Regions from separate parts of the Homo sapiens genome. Here region 1 is linked to region 2. Evidence: chromatin contacts called from ENCODE Hi-C or POLR2A ChIA-PET data. All regions are on one chromosome and are shown on one strand. The core of a region is the stretch at or near the end of the contact, and the rest is flanking DNA. Distances in the headings are between cores, read along the strand shown.

Region 1 (6,952 bases), core at 1,906-4,405, 70 kb after region 2:
AGGTGAGTGGCCACTGGAATAACCAGAAAGGAGGGAAATGTGATAACTAGCTCAGAGTAGCCCTTTAGTACCAGGATAGGATGGGGTGTGTGCCTGTGTGTGTGTGCGTGCGCGTATGCGCGTGTGTTTGAAAGGATGGAGTCCTGATTCTGGGGCTTTCGTTTTCTATTATTGGTGACAAATCACCACTAATTTAGCCACTTAAAACAACATCCACTTGTTATCTCAGTTTTCTTTGGATCAGGAACCCAGGCATGGGTTAAAACTTGATCCTCTGCTCAAGGTCCCACAAGGCCAAAATGAAGGTTTTGATCCAGATGGGCTTTTACCTGGAGGCTACGGGGAAGAATCCATTTCCAGACTCTTTCAGGGTGTTGGAGGAATCCATATCCTTACAGTTGTGGGACTGAGGTCCCTCTTTCTTTGTTGGCTGTCAGCTTGTCTTAGTGTGCTCAAGTGCCATAACAAAATACCACAGGCTGGTTTAAACAACAGGCATTTATTTTTTCACAGTTCTGGAGACTGGAAGTCTATGATCAAGGTGCCTGCATGGTCACATTATCATGAGGATGCTCTTCTGGCTTATAGATGCCTTCTGGCTGTGTCCTCACATTGGAGGGGTTGGGGGAGCAAGAGAGCTGTCTGGTATCTCTTCTAAGGGAACTAATCCCACCAAACCAGTATCCCAAACTCATGACCTCATCCTACCCTAATTGCCTCCCAAAGGCTCCATCTGACAATATCATCACATTGGAGGTTAGGGTTTCAACATATAAATTAGGAGAGGAGGGACACAAATATTCAGTCATAGGACAGCTCCTGGGGCTGCCTGCCTTTCTTCCATGTGGCCCCTCCACCTTTAAGCCAGCAGTGACCCTAATGCTTCAGGTCCCTCTGTTTCCTTCTTCTGCCACCAACCAGAGAAAGCTCTCTACCTTTAAGGGCTTATGTGATTAGATGACACCCACCTGGACACTCTCCGTATTTTAAGATCATTTCTGCTGTCTAAAATGATCCTGGGATGATATTTCATCATATTCCAGGGATTAGAGCAGGACATGTTTGGGGAGCAGCTTTATAATTTCTGCCTACTGCATCATTTCTTATCAAGAGAAAGTCCCTCTCCCTCTCCCTCTCCCCCTCCCCCTCCCCCTCCTCCTCCCCCTCCCCCTCTCCCGTCTCCCTCTCCCTCTCCAGTCTCCCTCTCCCCAGTCTCCCTCTGATGCCGAGCCGAAGCTGGACTGTACTGCTGCCATCTCGGCTCACTGCAACCTCCCTGCCTGATTCTCCTGCCTCAGCCTGCTGAGTGCCTGCGATTACAGGCGCGTGCCGCCACGCCTGACTGGTTTTCGTATTTTTTTGGTGGAGATGGGGTTTCGCTGTGTTGGCCGGGCTGGTCTCCAGCTCCTAACCACAAGTGATCCGCCAGCCTCGGCCTCCCGAGGTGCTGGGATTGCAGACGGAGTCTGGTTCACTCAGTGCTCAATGGTGCCCAGGCTGGAGTGCAGTGGCGTGATCTCGGCTCGCTACAACCTCCACCTCCCAGCCGCCTGCCTCGGCCTCCCAAAGTGCCGAGATTGCAGCCTCTGCCCAGCCGCCACCCCGTCTGGGAAGTGAGGAGCATCTCTGCACGGCCGCCATCCCATCTAGGAAGTGAGGAGCGCCTCTTCCCGGCCGCCATCACATCTAGGAAGTGAGGAGCGTCTCTGCCCGGCCGCCCATCATCGTCTGAGATGTGGGGAGCGCCTCTGCCCCGCCGCCCCGTCTGGGATGTGAGGAGCGCCTCTGCCCGGCCTCGACCCCATCTGGGAGGTGAAGAGCGTCTCTGCCCGGCCGCCCCGTCTGAGAAGTGAGGAGACCCTCTGCCTGGCAACCGCCCCGTCTGAGAAGTGAGGAGCCCCTCCGCCCGGCAGCCACCCCGTTCGGGAGGGAGGTGGGGGGGTCAGCCCCCCGCCCGGCCAGCCGCCCCATCCGGGAGGCGAGGGGCGCCTCTGCCCGGCCGCCCCTACTGGGAAGTGAGGAGCCTCTCCGCCCGGCAGCCACCCCGTCTGGGAAGTGAGGAGCGTCTCCGCCCAGCAGCCACCCCGTCCGGGAGGGAGGTGGGGGGGTCAGCCCCCCGCCCGGCCAGCCGCCCGGTCCGGGAGGGAGGTGGGGGGGTCAGCCCCCCGCCCGGCCAGCCGCCCGGTCCGGGAGGGAGGTGGGGGGGTCAGCCTCCCGCCCGGCCAGCCGCCCCGTCCGGGAGGTGAGGGGCGCCTCTGCCCGGCCACCCCTTCTGGGAAGTGAGGAGCCCCTCTGCCCGGCCACCACCCCGTCTGGGAGGTGTACCCAACAGCTCATTGAGAACGGGCCAGGATGGCAATGGCGGTTTTGTGGAATAGAAAGGGGGGAAAGGTGGGGAAAAGATTGAGAAATCGGATGGTTGCCCTGTCTGTGTAGAAAGAAGTAGACATGGGAAACTTTTCGTTTTGTTCTGTACTAAGAAAAATTCTTCTGCCTTGGGATCCTGTTGATCTGTGGCCTTACCCCCAACCCTGTGCTCTCTGAAACATGTGCTGTGTCCACTCAGGGTTAAACGGATTAAGGGCGGTGCAAGATGTGCTTTGTTAAACAGATGCTTGAAGGCAGCATGCTCGTTAAGAGTCATCACCACTCCCTAATCTCAAGTACCCAGGGACACAAACACTGCGGAAGGCCGCAGGGTCCTCTGCCTAGGAAAACCAGAGACCTTTGTTCACTTGTTAATCTGCTGACCTTCCCTCCACTATTGTCCTATGACCCTGCCAAATCCCCCTCTGCGAGAAACACCCAAGAATGATCAATAAAAAAAAAAAAAAAAGAAGAGACAGGGTCTCAAAAAAAAAAAAGAGAGAAAGTGAAAGAATCAAGGAGATTTTTTCATAATATGTTATTACACAATATTACACAATAATGTTATTGTGTAATAACTGTCACCTCTTAGGATTATTGTTAGATGCCTAGAATATCATGTATAAGAAAATGCATTGCAAATATAAAGCCCTTTAGGGATCATATCTCTTATAGACAGAGTGAAGGGCTGGAATGAGCACAGATTCATAGAACTGGAGTTTGAAATTCACCTCCACCACTGGTCAGTGACCTCAAACATCCTCTCCTTTGGGGAGTTTTATTAATTGCTACCACTAGGTGTCACCTACCCAGCTGGAGAGAAAATAAAGCTCCCTGAGGCTGGGAGCTGCTTGGGACTTGAGACCTGTGCATTGTACAACCCCTGGGAGATTTGCAAGCCTGGAGCAATCTGGAGGAATTCAACTCTTCCAAAAGAGTGAGCAACCGATTAGCTTTGGAAGGGGCTTATCATCAGTGTAGGCAGGTGGTGGTGACAGGGGCCTGTGATGGTTTTGTCACCTCCCATGGCCTGGTTGTTCTGGCTGGGAAGTGAAGTGCTTGCTTGCCCTGCCAGCCTCAGCAGTGTATTTTGGTGCCCTCGAGAACTGGGGTGGATGGCATGAGCCAAAGAGAAAACCAAAATGCTGACATTGACATCACAGCCACTTTTAGGGTCCAAGGGGTAGTGGTGGAATTCTTTGTTGCCAAGGATTCTGTGAGGCTTGGCTCTCAGGACCTGGACCATGGCTAGTGTTCCTCACTGGGGCAAACACATGAACTCTAGATACAGTCATGAACTTGGCATGAGGGGGAAGAGCCACTGCAGGAGGTTTGAGTGCAGAACTACCGCTGGTGCTACTAGAATATAAATGACTTGCAAAAGACAACCCTTGCCATAGAGAGCTCTCCTGCAGGATGTAGGACACAGACTTAAAAGAGACAACTCTAAATTTATGCTTATTATCTGTGGTGGTGAAGTGAGCTCCAATGTGAGGGAATACATGTTCATGTGTGCTTTTTTTTTTTTCTTTTTTGAGACAGAGTCTTACTCTGTCGCCCAGGCTGGAGTGCAATGGTGCAATCTCGGCTCACTGCAACCTCCGCCTCCCAGGTTCAAGTGATTCTCATGCCTCAGCCTCCTAAGTAGCTGGGATTACAGGCGCCCACCACCACACCTGGCTCATTTTTGTATTTTTAGTAGAGATGGGGTTTCACCATGTTGGTCAGGCTGGTCTTGAACTCCTGACCTCAAGTGATCTGCCCACCTCGATTTCCCAAAGTGCTGGGATTACAGGTGTGAGCCACTGGGCCCGGCCACATGTGTACTTTTTTAGCACTAGACTCTAATTACCTAAATTCTGTAGAAGTAACTGCCAATAGCCTTATAACCAATGCCACTGAAGAAAATATGGACTACACAAGTTTAAAAGTTTATTTTTATTTAAACTTTTTTAAACTTTAAAAGTTTATTTTTTAACTCATATAATCTCTATACAGAAATCACCAAAGTTTCAACAACGTAATGTTAGATGGGATGTTTCAGATTTTTTTTAAGAACACACAAAAAATGCAAAAGGTAAATTATAAGTGAAATGATTTTTTTTAACCACGGTTTATGAGAAAGTTGGTCTTGAGAGTTATTCTCAGAAGCTGGGATCTCAAAAAGGGCATTAGAATATGAAGAAATAGCAGAAAATTTTTTTTGTTTGTTTAAATCTGCCCAAGTATCTAATGCATTCACTAAATCAATGTGTCAAGGGCTGAGGAAGATGTCCGTTGCAGGCATGCCTCAGTGATGCAAGAGAAGCCAGGATCTGTGACTACCCCTCAGACCCCAGGCCTTTCTCTCTGCTGGCTTGCTCTATGGTAGAGACTTGTTCCTTGAGCAAACACTGATTTCCCTTTGCCAGTAACTCTCGGCCTGTGTCCAGAACGTAAATGCATAAAGTAGTGTAAAACCCCATCATCTGTGCATGCACCTGTCCCTTCTTAATCTAATTTATAATCAGACCATTTCCCCAGAAATCCTTGTTTCTGCTCAGCCATGACAGGCCTGAGTCATTTTATTTTTTATATTAGAAATAAATTTGGTAATGAAAGAGCTTTCTGGTACTTGCAAAGGTATAACAGTAATCTTTGGCATTTTTGAGTTTTTACTGTGTGCTTTATAACCACGACATTGACCCACTGACATAGATATTATTGCTATACCCCACTTTATAGAAAGGTGAGCCCCTGGAAAGCAGTATGGCAATCCTCAAAGAGCTAAAAGCAGAACTACCATTCAACCCAACAATCCCATGACTGGGTATATACCCAGAGGAATATAAATCATTCTGCCATAAGGACACATGCACACGCATGTTCACTGCAGCACTATTCACATAGCAAAGACATGGAATCAACCTAAATGCCCATCAATGACAGATGGGATAAAGAGAATGATAAAGATGAAAAGACAAGAAAATGATGAAGATAAAAGAAAATGCATAGTATTTCATATACTCCATGGAATACTGTGCAGCCATAAAAAAACTGAGATCATGTCTTTCATGGGAACATGGATGGAGCTGGAGGCTCTTATTCTCAGCAAACTAACGCAGGAACAGAAAACCAAATACTGTATTTTCTTACTTATAAGCAGGAGCTAATGATGAGAATTTATGAACACAAAGAAGGAAACTACAGACACTGGTGTCTACTTGACGGCAGAGGGTGGGAGGAGGGAGAGGAGCAGAAAATATAACTACTGGGTACTGGGCTTAATTCCTGGGTGATGAAATAATCCGTACAACAAACCCTCGTGACATGAGTTTACCTGTATAACAAACCTCCACGTGTACCCCCGAACCTAAAATAAAAGTAAAAAAAAGAGAAAGTTGAGGCTCAGAGGGTGCAGTAACCTTCCCAGTCACATGGCAAGGCTGTAGCCTAGCAGGATTCCCACCTGGGGTCCAGGCTCCAGGCCCTGTACTCTGGTGCCTCTCACTACTATACCTCTCAGGAAGCGTGTGCTCACCTGAGTTTGTGCCTGGAGCCCCCATGTGCCTTTGACGGTATGATGGGAGCATGTCACAGGCTAGCACTCTGAAAGGGTAGTCATTGGCCCTTCACTTGTACGAGATGAACCTTCACCTTGATATCTGCCTTCTCCTGCCCATTTCGGTGGCAGAACTGGTTTTTCAAAGCCTCAGTTTCTTAATTGGTGGAATGGGTCCAATTTTTTCGCTGCTTAGAACTCCAGTGGGGTATTATGAATCTTAAATGAGACAATATATAGTCATGTGCTTGTTAAACTATAATGCAATACCTCATACCAGATGTTATTGTCAGTGTAATTATACCTTATAATTCCACTTTAATAAAAAATGAGACCTAAATTATATTTTTCCTTGAAATTACATTGTCCTGTTCTGAAAAAGAATTACTTTTCTTTCCTTGCCATGGTTGGGGCTTTCAAAAAAAGAATTACTTTTAGATTCTTTTAAAAATATCTAGATTCTATTTTGCTTCCTGACAGATATTTTCCCAGTTTTGTGTTTCCTGTGGAGGAGGGGGAAAGTACACCGTTAAAAACAATCCTAGAGAGCTTTCTTGCTTGGCACTAAGATAGAATTTAGTTGGGAATCTCTACTAGGGCTGCGCTGACATCCTTATTCAGCCTAGTATATGGGAACGTTTTGAGATAAATTCTTGATCATGTAAAAGAGATTATTTTAAGAGCAGAAGTCAGGAGGAAACATGCTTCCTGGCTTTTATGATTACCTTATCTGGGCATAATAATAAGCTCTCCCTTGTAGGCCACTTTTTCTTCCAGAATGTTCAAGAATGTAGGTTACATGGTTCAGTTATAATAACACTTTAAGAACACAGTAAATCAAATTGCATTGCCTAAAAGTCCGTGAGTGTCATGGCAGGTCCAGGACAGAGTGGCCTAGTTGCATAGATTGAGGTTGCTGAGTGGCTCCACTCAGCAGCAGCAAGAAGAATCCAGTGTCACTTCAGGCCAGGATGCTCCCACTCCTGAAGCAACCCAAACCTATGCAGTAAAGAGATAAAAAATGACAACCAAAGGATGGATCAC
Region 2 (6,963 bases), core at 3,166-5,665:
TTTGTTGTTATTTTAAAGATCCAACTCTTGGATTCATCAGTTCTACAGTTTTTTTAATTTACCAATCTCTGGTTTTATATCTCTTTTAAATAGTTTCTTCCCCATTTTCTTTGGACTTAACGTTATTTCCGTGTCATCTTAAATCATATATTTAATTCGCTTATTTTAATTTGTTCTAATTTAATAACAGAAATCTTAGCTTCAAAATTTTGCGTTGTGTCCCATAGAATCACAAAGGTTTGAGGACTGGAGGGAATTGTCAAAATCATATAACGCAAACCTCTTGTTTTCCACATTCAAAATGCAAACAGGTTAAAAGGCTTGTTTCACAGCTAACTAGTTGCAGAACCAAAGTAAAGACCAGACAATTTTCCTGGCCCTCCTTTTTCACTACACCGCTCCTGCTGGCTTCTTAACCAAAAAAAACACAAGAATGAAGTAAAAGGAGACCATTTCTAGTGGGAATGCCGTTATAGTCTGGGAAACTCCTGGAGTGGCTAGGACATAAAGTAACCAGCTAAGTGCTTTTAGAGCAGATTATTATTTTTTTATATTTCTCTGGAACAGAGGTTACTTTGTGTTGACACAAGGTGAATAAATAAGCCTTCTATTGATTCAGGTAGGGTTCAGGGCATCTGTCTTAAAGGGGCAGCACCTTACTTCAGCTGCCCAGCTCTAAGCCAGAGTTCCCAGGGAGAGGACCTCATTTTTCCCACTCGTGCTTCCAGTGAGAACCACGCCCCTCCAACCCACATGCCATTGTTCCATCATGACCTGATTGCATTTTCACCCCAGAGCCACTTAGGGGAAGGATTGCCACCTCCTTGAATTAGAGTTCTCGGAGCAAGGCCAATAAGCTGAGCAGTGGGAGCAGGGAGAGGAGAAGAATAAATGGAGTGAGTGCAGCACAGCCTGCCTGCAAGAGCGTGACCTGCGTTTCTCCTTTCTTGCCCTGGCTTGAATTAGTGAAAAGGTGAAGTGGGCGGGCAGTGAACAAAGGAGTAATGTAGACATGGATTCAAAAATGAGGTTTTTCTTCCTTTCTACTTATTAAGGGTTGTGATGGTTAAATAAAAAGTTTAATTTAACACCACTTATTGGTGATCTGCTACATCAAGAAGGTATGAAAAGATGGATGTGAATGTGTACACATGTACATACAAATGTATGCATACGTGCATGTGCACACACACACACATAGACACACAGTGCAAGAGCCCGAAACCCAAGGGAACCTTGTGGTGAAACATCTTTCTGTACAATGAGGAATGTTTGATAATGGGAATAATTTTACCCCTTTTTTAAGTGTCTGTTTTGTCTGGGCTGTCTACATTTTGTATAGAATAATGCTCAAGATATGTTTTTACTTCTATTTTTATGCATTGCATGAAAATAAGTGTTTACTCTTATCACCTGGAGTTACCAGTAAAATTCCATGCAGCTCACAAAAATTCAGAGTGAACCAATGATTATTAAGGGCCAGCTCTGTGTGAAGCCCTGTGCCCAGGGACTTTCACAAGAATTATTTTGTTTACTCCTCCCTAACCGCTTCCTGTATAGTTGATGTTATCACTCTTTTTTTTTTTTTTTTTTTTTTTTTTTTTTTTTTTTTTGAGTTGGAGTCTCGCTCTTTCGCCCAGGACAGAGTGCAGTGGCGCGATCTCGGCTCACTGCAAGCTCTGCCTCCCGGCTTCATGCCATTCTCCCGCCTCAGCCTCCTGAGCAGCTGGGACTACAGGCACCCGCCACCACACCCGGCTAATTTTTTTTGTACTTTTAGTAGAGACGGGGTTTCACTGTGTTAGCCAGGATGGTCTCGATCTCCTGACCTCGTGATCCGCCTGCCTCGGCCTCCCAAAGTGCTGGGATTACAGGCATGAGCCACCGCGCATGGCCAATGTTATCACTCTTACTTTAAAGATGAAAACAAAGAAGCTCAGAGAGGTTAAGTAACTTACCCTAGATTACACAGCTAATAAATGTCAGAATCTGGAATTAAACCCAGATCTTCTGATTTCAAGGTATATATTCTTTCCTCTGCCTGATAGACAAAAGCAATTTAATACTAGACGGTAAATGTTTTAAGGTTTAAGATAATGCCTTGTTTACTTTCATGCAGTGTGATGCCAGCTGTTTCCCAGAAGATTAAAATACGCTTTGCAGCTTATTATCTCTTATTAATTTTCATTTTTATCACAGTATTACATAGACATTCTTTGAGAGGCCAAATAACAACTCTATAAGACCTTTAAAAAGTAGCCATTCCTTGACTCACCATACATAGTGAATTTTTTGTTCCAGGGCTATTCTGTGTAGTTTGATTTACTATTAGAAAGTAAAAGGGTAGGGAATAAGAAATTGCTTTTACTTAACAAGTATTAAGTCCCAAGGCAATTTGAGCTGCACTTTCTGCAGGATATCTTATTTAATCTTAAAAACAACTCTGAGGCATCTGACTAACCTATTGTGGGATTCCAGCAATAGGGACTCCCTGGGCTGTTTCTTCCTCACAGGGCTGACTCCCATGTAAAAATGCAGCTGCTTTTCAGTTCTTCCTTCTAGTCATACCATAAATTGATTTGTTACTGATTAGACAAAAATGATGCTAAAACACATCGGCACCCAGCAATTTATCTTACAAAGTCTGGGTATATTCATTTCTACTCTTTTCCTCCTGAAAACTGATGTACATTTTATAGCTTTATTTTAATTTTCTATAGCTTTTAAATTTTGTAGCGTTTTAGAAGCTATATAAGTAGTACATAATCTTAAGTAAATGTTCTTAATTTGGCTTCTAAAGTATTGCATTTTATCCTGCCTGCAGAATGGCACATAAATAACCCTTTGAACTTGAGAGCAGACAGTACAGTCAGCTGCATTTACGAAATTCAGTACAAACAAGGAATCACTTGTTGGCACAAATTATGTTCACTAATTTTTTACTTATATTCATTTCTCTATTTAAACTATTCATGAAACACATGGTAGAAATTTCATCTCTCTTCCTTTCCATCCCCCACCCATTTCTTAGTCAAGGTATTCTCTGTCTGTTCTTTATGGTAGCCAGACAATTAATTTGGCCAGATAGCATTATTGTCCTTTGTTCATTCAATTATAAATTCCTAGAGCTCAGAAACTCTGCCCAGTTTTTTATTCCTACCTCCCAACCTTGGAGTTATATTTCTGATACATGAAAGAGCCCAGTAGCAACTGCCCAGCCTTAGTGGATATCCTGCTTGTACTTCCATGTGCCCTGGTTGTGTGTTAGGGGCAAGCGCTCATAGAAGGGAAATGGGGTTCACAGGGAGGCACAATTCACTGTGGCACACAGTAGAGCCTTGGCTCCCACAATTCCACCTGCCTGCTTGCCCTCTTCCTCTTGCTGTAATTAAAGCCTGTCCCTTCCTCAATCCTGCCTTTTGCCTTGGAATGGGCCTGTTGTCATTGTCCAAATCTATTTTTATCATCTAGACTCTAGAAATGTCAGTTGAATGAAATGGTACTGGAATCTGCTTCCCTTTCTTCCCCTTTTTTGTATAATTAACAAGAAGAACAATTACTTCTTCATTATTTTGTTTTTGCACTCTCTCATTTTGAAAGATAACCAAAGCAGTTGTTGAGAGTCACAAGCCATTTGTGCATCATGAAAATCAGCCTTACAAGGTTAGGGTCAAGTATTCCAGCCTTATCTTTCCATATCAGCCTTTTACCTGAATATTTCATTTGGTCCTGAACTCTTACTATTTTTCTTTCTCTAAACTTCCTTTCTTCTGCTGATATCAACTAGTTAGGTATTTGTGTTTGGTTAAGTGCATGAAAATATAACTTCTAAAGTCCCAGATTGTTTTTAGAGCTTGCGAGGGGTCAGAAGACACAATTCTCCTTGTATCCAGCTTACTCTTAGCCCTGGGTGCCTTCTGCAAGAATGCACATGCACCTGGCAAGGCATAGGCAGCCCCAGCAACTCAGGAGGATGTGGCTCCAGTTCCACAGTCTAACAGACATTTACTGAGCATTTATTGTATGCCAGGCACTACATATACAAAGATGAAGAAGAAAAGAGTTACATCCCAGCAAGGGAGACTGACATGGAAGCAGATAATTAAAAAATAGTGGCAGATAGTTGTATAGAGTGAGGTAGGAGCACAGAATGGCAACGGACTCAGCTGCAGAGAGCCAAAATGGTTTCTTAATGGAGCTTGAGAAATTGGGAGGGGATTATGCAGTGCAGAAAGTGAGGGAAGGGAATTAAGGAGTGAGCAGAGTGTTAGCAAAGGATTCCAGGAGGAGGTGGCAACGTGAACTCAGGCACAGACTGAGAAACAACTGGGGGTGGGCAGTGTTTGGGTATTAACTGCATGCAATTGAGTTGCTGAACAGAGATGACTGTAAAAAGGTAAACTGGCAGTCACAGAGGAAATGCTTAGTCATACCAAGATATGGAAATAGAGCTAACATTGCATTTGTACCTGTAGCCCATAGGGAGCCTTAGAAACAATTTAAACTGGAGCATGAACTCACCACTTGCCTTTTAGATGGAGCCATTTGGCACCAAATTTAGGATATATTTGGGAGGGAGAGCACTAGAGGCAGAGAGGAAGCTGTTGCAGAATCCTGGCAAGGTTATTGGAGACCTGCATTAGGACAAGGGTGGTAGGAATAGAGGAAGTCCTGAATTCTAGGAGGTAAAATTGGCAGCACCTAGTTAGCAGTAATTGCGTATAGTGGTGATGAGAGGGAGAAATTTAGAAGGATTTCCCAAGTTAGAAACTTGTTTGGCCACGAAAATGCAGGACAGGGAGCAGTTTAGAGATCATGATGATTTCAATCCTGGTTATGTTGAGTTTTGGATGATCCTGAGTATCCAGATGGAAATGTCAGGGAGTTGGATGTAGGAGCCCAAATTTGAGGCAGTAAAGTAGATTTGAGAATTATATATATATTTGAGGAACTCACAGCCAGTACTTGTGAATGGAGACCCAGAGGTTGATTAAATTTATCCATCAATTAACAATACCTGTTTAAAAATCCAAAGCTGCTTAGACATGGATATAGATATAGATATACACACACGTGTATGTATGTGTGTTTATGTGTGTGTGTGTGTGTACTGTTCCCTCCTCCACTAGGGATCAGTATAATAAGTATTTTGTGAAACATTGCATCAGAAGGGGCGTTTGCAAGGAATGTAGACAAAACATAAACCAAAAATCACACACCTCCTCCGAAAAACGAGTGGTTCATGTAGAAAATTACAGCTTTGGATTCATGTCAAGGAAGAGTGTTTGACAGCTACAGGATATGAAAAAAAAAAGATTCAGATGACTGACTTGTTTGGTCTGAGGAAAGAAAGAATGTTCACAAGAAGTCAGCGCCCCTTGTATCTTCTGGTATCTAATGAAGTCACTTTAATATACCCCTGCCCCACAACTCTAACAGCGTTGTTAGTGTGTTTGCCCAGCTGTTTTCTTCCCCCTAGGAAGTACGAAACTGTACAGTATATTGCTTCTTTTTAGAGCTGGGCATTCACTAAAGTCTTTTTGATATTTTAAAGTAGAAGTTAAATTGTAGAGATTTTCCAATTTATGTATTTATTTTGAGACAGGGTCTCACTCTGTTGCCCAGGCTGGAGTACAGTGGCGCGATCATAGCTCACTGAAGCCTCGACCAGTGGTGCTCAACGGATCCTCCTACCTCAGCCTCCTGGGCAGCTGGAACCACAGGCATGCACTGCGATGCCTGGCTGATTTTTTATTTGTAGAAACGGGGTCTTACCATCTTGTCCAGGCTGGTCTCAAACTCCTGGACTCAAGCTATTCTATTCTCCCATCTTGGCCTCCGAAAGTGTTGGGATTACAGGCATGAGCCACCACTCCCAGCATATTGTAGATATTTTCTAGAGAAAAGAAGCTTCATATGTATATCTGTATAGTGTGATGTGTGTGTATGTGTGTGTATGTGTGTTACCCTCCAAATAATACATGGAACTCCCTTATTAAGTGATTTAAATAATTTTGTTATGATTCCTATCCTGGAATGGCAGAAGAAGAAACATTTGTCACAGTTGGTAAATATTATATTTTTGTTTCAAGTATGAATTACATGGAGAATTCCATGCTAGTTTTTCCAAAGTTCTTAAATTTAACAGAACTTTTAAGTGTCGTGTTACCATAAACTTCTTAAGAACTATATCTTGACTTAGAAAAGGGAGTTTAGATAAACCACAGTTAAATACCTGGCCTTTCCAATAACTACTAGGTAGAAAATAAAGGTCGGATGAAAGCAAAGACATGGAAGCTTAAGCTGAGGTATTCTTTTGAGAATTTTAGAGGAATTATTGTGGAAAATGGAAAGCCACAAAAATAGTTTTATCAAATTGCTAGTCAAACCTCATCTTCATAAAGACCAAAATAAAACCATAAGCAATCATGGAAAAAACTGACCTCCCTAATAGGATAGCATTTCATCAAGGTGGTGTGATAGTTGATCCTTTGTGGAGAAACTTGTTCAACAACCCGAAAAATACAGGTTTGTGTAGAACACAGTAATTACTGATTTAGTGAGAACATTGTTAACTTTTGGTTGTTTTCTGTCTAGTTTGAGGACAACCTGTAGAAAAATGTAAACTATATTTTGACTTCATTTGCCCTCTTCCAACAGTTGGCATATGCCAGAAGAGTGAAAATTTATTTCTTTATTTGCCTGTATAAATTGCAATTATAAAGACAATTCATTTAGCTTATATCAGACTCCTGAGTCTCATATAAGTTATTTGAGATTAGCCCACCTTCTTTAGCATATAAAAGTGGTCCATATGCGTTGGTTACGTAGCATGAAGACCTATTCTATGTGCAGGGAAAGGGGGCCCACGGAGCGTGATGTGCAGGAATTTAAGGCGCATCATAAAGCTTGTTCTAGTTTCTCCTCTCATGGCCTACCACAAGGCTCACATGGCCATTAGGG

What was found. Hi-C counts contacts between places; a loop is a spot of excess contacts on that map. ChIA-PET counts read pairs that join two places held with the same protein, here RNA polymerase II (POLR2A). Pooled maps may share reads with other maps.
Region 1: a map of PC-9 shows a loop between it and region 2 (2.5-fold over the local background). The contact joins two enhancer-like sites. A Hi-C loop is called at or near these places in 3 of 168 maps with a recorded cell type or tissue (Caco-2, PC-9 and heart left ventricle) and 3 of 50 pooled maps. POLR2A ChIA-PET finds 5 or more read pairs at or near these places in 4 of 52 experiments (A673, BJ, PC-9 and 1 more).

What each region holds. Positions count from the first base shown.
Region 1 is chr13:31,998,301-32,005,252 of GRCh38, forward strand. No RefSeq gene overlaps it. Among named protein-coding and RNA genes, the nearest start is that of FRY-AS1, 30 kb to the right of the region's middle. Within about 2 kb of position 3,156, at least 3 of the 41 ENCODE cell types and tissues checked have a DNase peak (open chromatin) inside an H3K27ac peak, as active enhancers do.
Region 2 is chr13:31,926,701-31,933,663 of GRCh38, forward strand. It overlaps the pseudogene EEF1DP3. Among named protein-coding and RNA genes, the nearest start is that of FRY-AS1, 100 kb to the right of the region's middle. Within about 2 kb of position 4,416, at least 2 of the 41 ENCODE cell types and tissues checked have a DNase peak (open chromatin) inside an H3K27ac peak, as active enhancers do.